Linked DNA regions of Homo sapiens: all the other regions are linked to region 1. Evidence: chromatin contacts called from ENCODE Hi-C data. All regions are on one chromosome and are shown on one strand. The core of a region is the stretch at or near the end of the contact, and the rest is flanking DNA. Distances in the headings are between cores, read along the strand shown.

Region 1 (3,644 bases), core at 743-3,242:
TTCAATGTACATTCATAATAAAAGCTGAACGACTGGCACATTCATGGTTGCTCCTTGATGTAAATGAACGGCTGAATGAAAGTTTAGGGGCACAGCTCACCTCCAAGAGAGACCCTCTTCACACTTAGACCTGACCAAGGGATCTTGAATTCCCTTGTAAAACTAGCTTTTCCTCTCCATAGCAGCTGGCCTCTTCCTCCCGGTATCTTTGTAATCCGGCTGGGTGTTTTTTTTTCTTTTTCTTTTTTTTTTTCCCACACTGCCGTTGGATAAAAGATCCCGCCTTTGATTGAAATGGAATCTTCCACTATTGAGCAAGCCTTTGTTGAATGAGTCATCGGGGCGGCCGCTCATTGGCTGAGGCCGCTGGAGCCCAGGGGATTGCCTGGCACCGGCTGCAAGGCCCTGCTTCATTCACAGAAACGCTGGCTCGCTCGCTAGCCTTTTCATTCACACAAACAGCATTTCATTCACATTTTGCGGTTTTTGTCTGCATCTAATGAAGATCTCGCTTTGGGAATGATAGGGCTGTTTCGCTACAGATCTGGGGAGGACTCTGATAACCATCAAAATCATCTATGGGGTGTGCAATTGCTGTTGCTATGCAAGCTAGGGAAAGGGAACAAATGAGTGCCGTGTAGCTGTTCTGCTAGGGCTGCGGCACAGGAGGCGAGCCGTGGGGACGCGTTTCCTGTACCGGGGACGCCGCGGCTCCTCTGCGCTCTTGCGTCCTAGGGGTTGGCCTCACCCGCTCGCCCGCCATGAGTGGCGCTCATTAAACTCTGCTCCATAGAGCAGGGTTCAAGACTCAGGACCTCACGTGCCCCACATGTTCGGTCATGGGAGTGAGAGGACTCAGGGTGACCTGAGAGTGTGCTAGAGCTGAATTTATTCGCTTGCTCAGAAGTTGCGGGAAAACTTTGATAGTGAGTGTTTCACTGTGGAGCAGGTGATCCTAATGCATGAGGAAGCCTGGCAGAGCCCACTGAGGTCAAGAGTCAGAGGGCTTCAGTCTCGGGCAGACCTCTGGGGACAGCGAAAGCCTTGCTCTCCTAACTGAGAGGAAGAAGGCCTGTGCATTTTACTTGCAAGCCCGAGCCTGACTCCTGAAAAGAAGGCATATTTTCCTCCTTGTGGATTTGATGTGCAATAAGAACAGCTGCATTTTTTCCTTCCTGACTGCAGGGTTGCAAGCAGCAACTGAAGGAACATTGAAATGTATTTGTAGCATTTCTTAGGCGTTTTTCCAGAGCTTAAACACATTCAGTAGGATTAAAGCTTCAAATGCAGCCCCTTTTTTGGAATGGATTTCTGGAGCCTGTTGCCACTCGTGAAAGAAGCACTCTTCTTTTTTGGAAGTGGATATTCAACTTAACCCTGGCTGAGAAAGACTGCTGTAAATGAGCAGGGAAGACCCCTTGATTGGCACTGTGCAGAAGTTCATATGCAGATTTTTTTTTTTTTTTTTTTTTGAGGAACTGCATTGCCACAAAGACACTTGTCATCGCTGCTCTGTTAATTTGAAAAGAAAAAGCAAAACCCAGGAAATTGGTATTTTACAGTCACCTGGGGGTGAATATCCTTTTTGTTTTTTTCTATTTAAAAATTCCTGCTGCCTTCCAAGTCAAGATTCATCAGGATTCGCTGAAGATCTGATTCTTAAAAAGCCTTCGTCACATTTTAACGCATCGCTGTTAGACACTTTTACAGGCTCACACAGATGGGCTGAGCAGGGACGAGCAAAACCTAACAGAATAATGGGTTTCAGAAAGTTCATTTGACGATTTGAAGGAACTGGATTGGATTTACCTTTGGCACAAATGCAGATTGCGGGGGATGGGAAGGTGAAAAATCAAAGGTTGGAAGGAAATATCTGGGAAGGTAGAAAAAGGAAATTTGAGAATTGATTGGCTATAGTGTGCTGTCAGCGGGTGGATGTCGTTTTTTTCTTCTTTTTTTCCTTTTTTTTCTTCTGCTACAGGAAGTGATTTGCAGTGCTCACCGAGCCTTTGTTGAGAAGGGTCTCCTCTCAGAGTGAGTCATGCTTTTGCTGTGAGCAGCCCCAAGCAGCTGGGCGCTCCATCAGAGGCAACTATGACTTTTGCAAAGCAAACGTGCAACCCCAAGCAGCGGTCTCCCGGGCCGGGGCTGCGCGGCCGCCGCTGTGCTGGCTTTTAACGGTGGGAGGGCACCATCCTCTTGCTCTGCTCTCGTTCTCCAGAAGGCTGTCCCGGGGCCCCCACTCTCCGTCCCGCTCCGGGGACAGTGGCTCGCCTGCTATGCGCGGCAGCCCGCGCCGGGGCCGGCACCAGCAGCGCCCGGGCGGATGCAGCGAGCCCACGGAGGGGCATGCTTCCACGCACCAAGTATAACCGCTTCAGGAATGACTCGGTGACATCGGTCGATGACCTTCTCCACAGCCTGTCGGTGAGCGGCGGCGGAGGCAAGGTTTCGGCGGCGCGCGCGACCCCGGCGGCGGCTCCCTACTTGGTGTCCGGCGAGGCGCTGCGCAAGGCGCCCGACGATGGGCCCGGCAGCCTGGGCCACCTGCTCCACAAGGTGTCCCACCTGAAACTCTCCAGCTCGGGCCTCCGCGGCCTGTCGTCGGCCGCCCGGGAGCGGGCGGGCGCGCGGCTCTCGGGCAGCTGCAGCGCGCCCAGCCTGGCCGCCCCGGACGGCAGTGCGCCCTCGGCGCCCCGCGCCCCGGCCATGAGCGCCGCCAGGAAGGGCCGGCCCGGCGACGAGCCGCTGCCCAGGCCCCCTCGGGGGGCGCCGCACGCCAGCGACCAGGTGCTGGGGCCCGGAGTCACCTACGTGGTCAAGGTGGGTGCGGGCGCGGGCCGCCCTGGGGGCTGGGGGTTCTGGGGCCAGTTCGGGGCAGACTCCTTCATTCCCTGAAGCCCGGGGTGCGGGGCGCTCCCGCGACTGTCACGTTAGAGGCAAGCAAATGCGCACTCCTTAGCAATCAGCTCGCTTGACAGCGGTGAGGAGGGAACTACAAATGCGCTTTTCCCGCATCCATTGGGAAAAGGTTTACCACTCGGGTGGCCCGCTCCGTCCCGGTTTTCCCTAGGCTCCACTTTTTTGGCACGCCTTTGCCACCTGGCTTACCAGATGTCTGACCAGTGTCATGGGCGCCCAACCCTGGGCAGCGGGGGTCCGGCCTGCCTAGTATCTAGGAAACGCGCTGGGGAGAGCTGGGCAGCCCCCGGGAGGAGAGATGCACGGAGTGGCGGCCCTACTCCTGCTGTGTCTTCCCCGGCGGGAGGGTGGGTATCTTGTTGCCCCCCGCAGCAAGAATTCCCAGCTCCTTGCAGAGCAGGCCAAATGCTGTGCTGCTTTCTCTTCGACGGGCTTTACTTTCTCACCCAGTCCAGGTTTTCTTGGGGTTTGTCTTTCATTCCCTAAGGAAAGGTTCTGGTTTACAGCAGCGGAATGAGAATTCTGGGACTATTTTTCTGGTGACTGTAGTCTTCCATTTAAATGTGCTAAAAGGGAACTAGGGCGCTGCGCTTGGAGCCACAGGCTGGAAAGGAGTTTTTTCCTCCAACACAAAGATGATAAAATCACGATGTAGTCAATAAAATTCCACCCTTATGCAAGCATGTTATGATATTTAAGGAAAAATGCTCAGCACAGTTCAA
Region 2 (3,644 bases), core at 474-2,973, 430 kb after region 1:
GATACAAAGAGAATATTTTTAATTTCCCTGCTATTTACAGGGAATGTTTCACTTCTATAGGACAGAAAATACACTGCCAGATGAAGTGTTCTTGCCAAGAGAAGACCAGCTGCAAATAATTTGGCCTGGAAAAAAATATATTTTTTAGAAAACATTCTCCCAGCAAAAAATGGCCCTGTGCTCCCCTGTTCTCTGTTCTTCGTGTTTCTCACCCAGCATATGTTCAGGTTGTCATGGTAACCCTGCAGTATCTTTCAGAGGAGTGAGCAGAAGTTGAGTTCAACATGGAGGATTGGTCCATTTGAGTGCAACCTACTGAAATCAATGTGACCTTGGCCTTTTTCATCAACTTAGGCAAGACACATTTCGTTTTTAAATTTTCAAATAAAATCAGGGGTACCTTGGTGGAAGAATAATAGCTGAGAATGCTCTGGATAGGGATAGTGAATGTTTGCTGCCACATTTCCATCCTGGGATTGCTCTGGTTATCTTCTGCTGCATAACAAGCCACCCCAAAAACTCATAGTTTATGATAATGGCAATATTTTTTTCACCACAAATTTGTAACATTGACCGGGACTTGGCAGGAGCAATTTCCCACTGCTTCACACACTTCTGTCTGGGGAAGCTTGATGACTGCTGATGGGATCACCAGTAGGCTAGCTCAGGTGCCTGGTGGGGGACGCTGACTGTCTGCTGGGACCTCAGCTGGGCTCTTGTTCTGGGCACCCATGTGTTGCCGACTACCTCGTATGCTGTGCGCTTCTTCACACAGTGGTGGCTGGGTTCCAAGTGTGAGTGCTCAAAAGTCACATTCTGTCTGTCAGAAGCAAGCCAAACCATATCTAAAAGTTAGATTTCCCCCTTTCAATGAAAGTAGTGCAAAAGGATTTGTGAACGTGCTTCAAAATGACCATGATGCCCATGTCAGATATTGCTAATTAATGATTGAGCCTGGACTCCACTTCAGAATCCTTCCCAACAGTGTTCCCAGTCATCCACTGGCCATTGCTGGAGCTGGCCCTGAAGTTAACGCCCATCTAACACCCTTGTTCTAGGCTAATGGCCCAAGACAGCACAGGACCAGTGCTCTCAGAAACCAAGTTCCTACAAGTCCATAATAAAACCAGATAAATATAAACAGTGTAATAAATTTTTCATAAAGACAACTTTATCCTATTTAAAGATTGTCCATTGTTCTGAGATTATGTACTTCTTACACTTTTGGAGTGTTCAGCTGCCGTTTCTCTTATGAATTGAGGAGATGATAAGGAGCAGTTGTGTTGTTTGAATCTCCTTTTAAAATATTGGTGATCCATGCAATCCAAAAGTCACAATCCCCTGCCCTGGGCCATTTGTTGGTGGTTGAAACTTCACTGTCATAAGCAGTGGAGTGCCACATGGTGCAGACACAAAACTTTGCACATCTCCTCCATGAGTTCACCTCTGAAGGCCCACATGCCACTCTAGAATCACTGCATCTTTTCCCTGCTTGAGTCTCTGGATTGAGCTCGAGTTTTGCTTTTTTTCTCTCTCTCTTTTCTACTTTCTGCCTGGCCATTCTGTAAGCTGCACACTCTTGCTAAGCAATGTGTGTGTGCTCCTGGTGTCATCAGAAGCCCAGTCCTGTGGCAAACACTATCCAGAACTCAGAGCTACACATACCCCTGGGAAATTCCCATGGGCTTGTCAACTCAACAGTGGGGAAACAGGGCCTCGGGACAACCAAGAATCCTGGCCTTTGAGTCAGAGTTGGTCAACATGACTTGGGGAAGATATTAAATGTGGGAACCAAACCAAAATGACATAAGTGGTCTAGCAGTATCTAGATACAAACAACACTGTCTGGGTTTGAAGGAGCCCCTGTGCCCATTGTCTCCTCCCTTGTTAATCAGAGAAATAATTGCCCACTTTACTCCCAGAGATGGGGTCCAAGTTAATGAGGAACTGTAGCAGCTACTTTTAATGCAAATTCTTGGAAACATTAGTAAAGTTGGAAAATATATGGGTCTTCCAGATTATGGAACATAGAAATAGGAAAAGGGAAAAAGGCAAAAGAAAGGAAGAGGAAGAAGGGAAATGAGAAGGTAGAAGACAGACATCCGTGGGGTTACAAGGTACCTTTTACCTAGGGCTGCAGTTTCACTTTAGGAGAAAACAAAAACTGGGCTTTCCTTTGAATGATGTTAAGGAAGTTACCAGCATGGTCCCTCTGTCTCCTCCAGGGAGCAGGGCCTGGCCGAGTCTCATTATACTGCAGATCACTGGTCTTGAGCCCAAGGCTTTACAAGAGAAGCACAAACCCCAACAATTACAAGGGACATTGCTTTCCCATCCTGGTCCCTCCCTACACAACAAGAAGAAAAACAAAACAAGCCCAGATCCTGTAAGCAGGACCCAAAGAAAACATTGTGATGATGGGCTTTCTTCAAGTAAGTGAGCTGACACAAAAGGAAAGGCAGAAAGCTCTTTCCGGCTCTCAGATTTCAAACCACCAGGGAATGTGTGCTGTTCCAGGGCCTCTGAGAAGCCAAAGGCTGGGTTGCACAATCAGCCCTGCTGCCCCAGGCCAAGCATGCTGGACACTGGTCAGTCAGGTGCCTCTCACCTGGACGGTCCAGCCTCCCTCTTTGCCTTCAGCTTCCTCTGGCCACAGGAAGGGCTCAGTGTCAAGGGCAACTTCTTCCTGCTTCGATTCTCAGGAACAGCCATCTGGTATTTGTCCTTCTTGTCTGGCGTCTTTCACTTAGCACACTGTCCTCTGAATTCACCCCTGTTGTCACAAACGGCAGGATGTCCTTCTTTTTTAAGGCTGAATACTACTCCATAGTACAGACATATGCACCAGACTCTAATGAAGTTGACCTCTTAGAAGCAGAAAGTAGAAGGGCAGTTACCAGGGGCTGGGGAGTAGGAAAAAACTGTGTGGATTTTGGTCAAAGGGTACAAATTTCCAGTGATAAGATACTTAAGTTCTGAGGATCCATGAACTGCATGGTAACTATAGTTAATAATACTGTACTGTATGTTGAAAATGTGCTAAGAGAGTAGAACTGAAGTGTCCTCACACACACAAAAATAATGGTAACCATGTGAGGCAGTGGAAGTGCTGATTAGCTTCATCTTGGCCGTCACTTCATGATATGCACATGCATCAAATCATCACATTGTACAATTAACTGTATACAAGCTTTATTTGTCAATTACATCTCAATAAAGCCAGGGGGTGGAGTCGGGAGGGAGGAACTTCTGTCTTGCTCTAGGTTTATGCAGTATCTTGTAAAGACAGCATGAGTCATCATCACTATCTGGCCCAGCCAAGTACTCTGGGGCCCTTTGTGCTGCAAATCGGTTCACACACACCAACCAGTGTCTTCTCATGATGCACAGCTGGAAGTAATTTCTTTTTAAGCTTTAAAAAAATTCAAGACACAGCTTATCCTTGGTGTCCACCCGCAGGTAGTCAGGCCCTGAGAACATGTCACCTGTGGGCAAACGCTAACTTTCCCAAGACCAGGATTAAGTGTTGAGTGGGAGGTGAGGCCTTTGTCCTGCCCCTCTCTCCCTGTGTGGACCGACTGACCAACCCGCCAAAACACTTTGAGAGCCACTAGACATAGTAGCTTACTTCTTCTCATGCAGAT
Region 3 (3,644 bases), core at 612-3,111, 380 kb before region 1:
CACTTTCATGAAAATATAAAACTATTATTCATTAAAATACACCATTTAGAAAATGAGGAGGCAAGCCACCTATCCGGAGAAAACGTCCAGGGTTGATTCGCATTACTGGTGGTAGTTACAGTCTGTGAAGTGCCTCTGTCCAGGGTTGATTCTCATTACTGGTGGTAGTTACAGTCCGTGAAATGCCTCAGCACCAATTTAGTGAACACCAAACCACGGTTCTTAGGGAAGGGAAGGTTCCTATGAGCCTCTGGTGATAGCATTGTCATCAACCCATCAATGCATAACCTTGTTTGATGTGTGTTTCTATTGAAAGATGCTTTATTTGATCAGCACTGTTGATTCCTTTACATTGAACTCGCAGCCAACACACTTGAATGAAGCTTCTCTAACACACCAGTTTTCTCCATAAGGCACAGCACAGCCTTCTTGCACTTTGGAGCCCCAGACAGCGCTTCAGCACCATGCCGGGGCTGTTACAAACTATGAGATCCCCAACAAAATGCACAGAAACGTGAAAAAATGGGGCACTAAATGGACCGTAAAAAGGACACTCACCGTCCCTGTGGGAGCTGCAGCAAGAAGGTGGGGAGTTGCCCTGTCCATCCCAGCTGGGGCCACACACATCAGACAACTCCAATGTCTCAGGGCTCTGTGTGTGCCCACAAATGGCCACAAAATCGTCCACAGTATTGACTTAGGGGTTATAAGTACATTTTATCAAGTAAATGAATTCAGAAATATGGAATCCACGAAGAATAAGGATCAACTATGACAAAGAATTGGCATCAAAAATATATAAAGGCTGGGTGTGGTGGCTCACTCCTGTAATCCCAGCACTTTGAGAGGACGAGGCAGGTGGATCACGAGGTCAGGAGTTTGTGACCAGGCTGACCAACATGGTGAAACCCTGTCTCTACTAAAAAATACAAAAATTAGCCAGGCGTGGTGGTGGGTGCCTGTAATCCCAGCTACTCGGGAGGCTGAGGCAGAAGAATACCTTGAACCCAGGAGGCGGAGGTTGCAGTGAGCCAAGATCATGCCATTGCTCTCCAGCCTGGGTGACAGAGTGAGACTCCATCTCAAAAAGCAACAACAAATTTATATATATATATATATATGTATGTATATATGTGTGTATGTATGTATGTGTGTGTGTGTATATATATATATATATATATATATATAGAAGTTATACAACTCAATAACAAAAAGACCAACAACGAATTTTTTTTAATGAGCAAAAGATTTGAACACATTCTTCACAAAGGAATGAACACCCTTGGCCAATAAGCACATGAAGAAAGGCTCAGCACGGTTCACCTACAGGAACGTGCAGATTCAAACCACATGAAGGTGCCACGGCACACCCACGAGAGTGACCGGAGTGTGAATGCGCAACAGCGCTCGGCATCGGTGAGGTTGTGGTGGGTTGGTGTAGGACCCCCACATGCGGTTATCGGGAATGGGAAATGGTCACTGCTCTCAAGAGACTTCCCAGCAATTTCCTGTACAAGGTACAAGTAAACATTAGTCACGTCTGATTGAGCAAGTCCACTCCTAGTGCTTACCCAAGAGAAATGGAAGTCCTCTCTCTCTCTCTCTCTCACACACACACACACACACACACACACAGACTTGCACACAAAGTTTCATAGCAGCTTTGTTCCCGGTAGCCCCACACTGGAAACAGCCCAAGTCCAGGGCAGTCTATGGTCTATGATCCCCTCCCCCTGGGCCACTGCAACCTGTGTTGCAGCTCACCCACCCTAGAGGGCAAAGGTGGGGAAGTGCTGGGTGCTGCCGGTGACATCACAACAGCGTCTGAGCTGGGGATGACACTCCCCCTCTGCAGAGTCAGAACACCCCCACCGGGCCAGCCAGTACCTTCCACGCCGGAAAGCACTCCACCTCCACTACCTCCCAGCTGACCTTCCAGGTGAGGGATGCCAGGCTGACCCCTGGTCCTGGAGCTGTCCACCCTTGTGCCTCATTCAAATCCCATCTGTCCTTCCAGGACCACCTCCTCCAGGAAGTCGACTCGCTGACCCCAAGCCACCTCTGACCTGCCCGTAGCAGGCATGCCTGCTCCCTCCTAATCATGTCTGTCCTGCACAGCTGGGGTTTCCTTGGTTTCATTTTAACTAACATTAACTGACCACATCTTAGGCCCCAGACTCTAAGCTAAACACTTGAAGTGCATTTCCTTATTTAATCCTCTCACAACCTGCCACATGGCATTAGGGTCCTTATCTTACAGAGGAGGAAGCTGAGGTGAAGGGAGGTAAGGCACACGTGTCCCTAGTCAGCCAGCTGTTTCATCAAGATTCAAACCCAAGTCAGGGAGGGAGGAGGAGCAGGTGCCCCAAGGGAAGGGGGAAGCTGCTGCCAGAACTGGGGTAGGGGCAGAGGCAGGTGGCATCAGGGGCTCTCAGCCAAACTCAGCTCCCCAGGGGGACAGAGGCACACCCGGAGGGCTTGGCGGGAACATCAGTAGCGTGCCCAAGGGCACCCACTTCCCAGGGCTACTCCTGCATGGGCAGGACACGCCAGCAACAGCAGCCTGGAGGAGTGGGGACCAGTGACCCTTCTTCAAATTGCCAGGCCTCAGTGTTCTTCGAAAACCCCAGAGGGGCCTGTGGTAGTCCTGGAAAGCCAAGAGCTGCTGGGCCAAACTTATTTGATCTCAAAAAGAGAAGAAATGTGTAATTTCCAGCCCTGAAAGGTTGTGGAGCACACCACAAACACCTGTCATAGCTGTGTGAGTATCTTTACTTTTCAGGCATGCACGGTTCATTTCGTTTCTTCACTGAGACTTGACGGAGGGCCTTGGTATGTCAGGAACATCTTTAGTGTCTGGGGAACAGAGGTGAAAAAGACATAAGGTGCCCACTTGTGCAACTGACACACAATAAACACAAACAAGAGAAATATCAGGGAGTAGCCACTGAAATGCAGAAAGTTAGGGAGTGAGTATCCTCGGGACACACCAGCTCCTATGGGTGGAACAGTACCCAGGGTGTCTTGGGGTTTCCACGTGAAGGAGCAGGGAAGTGCTCGGTGAGGTCCCTCAGGCTAGCAGGGCCTGTCCCGGGAAGTAGGAGGGCAGGGAACTGGGGAGGAGGCCAAAGGAGAGACCGGCAGATGCGGATGGCCTTGGAGTCCATTTCCAGCACCTTGGCAGGCTATCAGAGGGTTTCAGCAGGAGAATGGTAAGACTTGACTTGGGTTTTTCAAAAATCCCTGAGCATTTTCAAGAATGCCTGAGCTGTTTTAGAGACTGGATTTGGGAGTGGGGAGCACGAGTGGACTCAAGGGCCAGGTGGGGCCTCCTACAGTGTCCGGGGAGACAGAGGGTGGTGGCCCAGGGAAATGTGGGGACAGATGGGGTCCGGACACATTTCAGAGTTAGGGAACAAGATATACTGAGGGATTGGAGAGAGGAATCAAGGATGACTCCTGGGCAGAGGCGGAGTGGACGCCCACTCACCAGCGACTCAGGCTGAGCGGGGCTCTGCCCTCCTCGCCTCCCTGCAGCTTCTGGGTGGAGAGGCTCTTTCTCCCTGCTCTCCCCTTCTTTCCACTCTTCTGAAGACACAGCTCAGCTTGCATCTGGTTGCATGCAACAGAAATGGATTCTGGCC

What was found. Hi-C counts contacts between places; a loop is a spot of excess contacts on that map. Pooled maps may share reads with other maps.
Region 2: a loop to region 1 is called in a map of IMR-90, with 2.5 times the contacts of the local background. The contact joins the enhancer-like site here to the promoter of SHC3 in region 1. A Hi-C loop is called at or near these places in 1 of 168 maps with a recorded cell type or tissue (IMR-90).
Region 3: a loop to region 1 is called in a pooled map, with 3 times the contacts of the local background. The contact joins the enhancer-like site here to the promoter of SHC3 in region 1. A Hi-C loop is called at or near these places in 1 of 168 maps with a recorded cell type or tissue (psoas muscle) and 17 of 50 pooled maps.

The regions. Positions count from the first base shown.
Region 1 is chr9:89,177,166-89,180,809 of GRCh38, reverse strand. It overlaps SHC3 (SHC adaptor protein 3), which reads left to right and starts at 1,992. Exons shown (of 12, transcript NM_016848.6): 1 at 1,992-2,823. The coding sequence starts at 2,350.
Region 2 is chr9:88,747,635-88,751,278 of GRCh38, reverse strand. No RefSeq gene overlaps it. Among named protein-coding and RNA genes, the nearest start is that of MIR4289, 3.6 kb to the right of the region's middle. RefSeq lists a silencer at 3,271-3,565 and an enhancer at 3,462-3,644. Within about 2 kb of position 1,723, at least 3 of the 41 ENCODE cell types and tissues checked have a DNase peak (open chromatin) inside an H3K27ac peak, as active enhancers do; they include IMR-90, where a contact is called at or near this core.
Region 3 is chr9:89,554,716-89,558,359 of GRCh38, reverse strand. It overlaps LOC124902207 (a long non-coding RNA gene), which reads right to left. Exons shown (of 2, transcript XR_007061655.1): 1 at 3,491-3,644; 2 at 1,217-2,856. Among named protein-coding and RNA genes, the nearest start is that of GADD45G, 48 kb to the left of the region's middle. Within about 2 kb of position 1,861, at least 14 of the 41 ENCODE cell types and tissues checked have a DNase peak (open chromatin) inside an H3K27ac peak, as active enhancers do.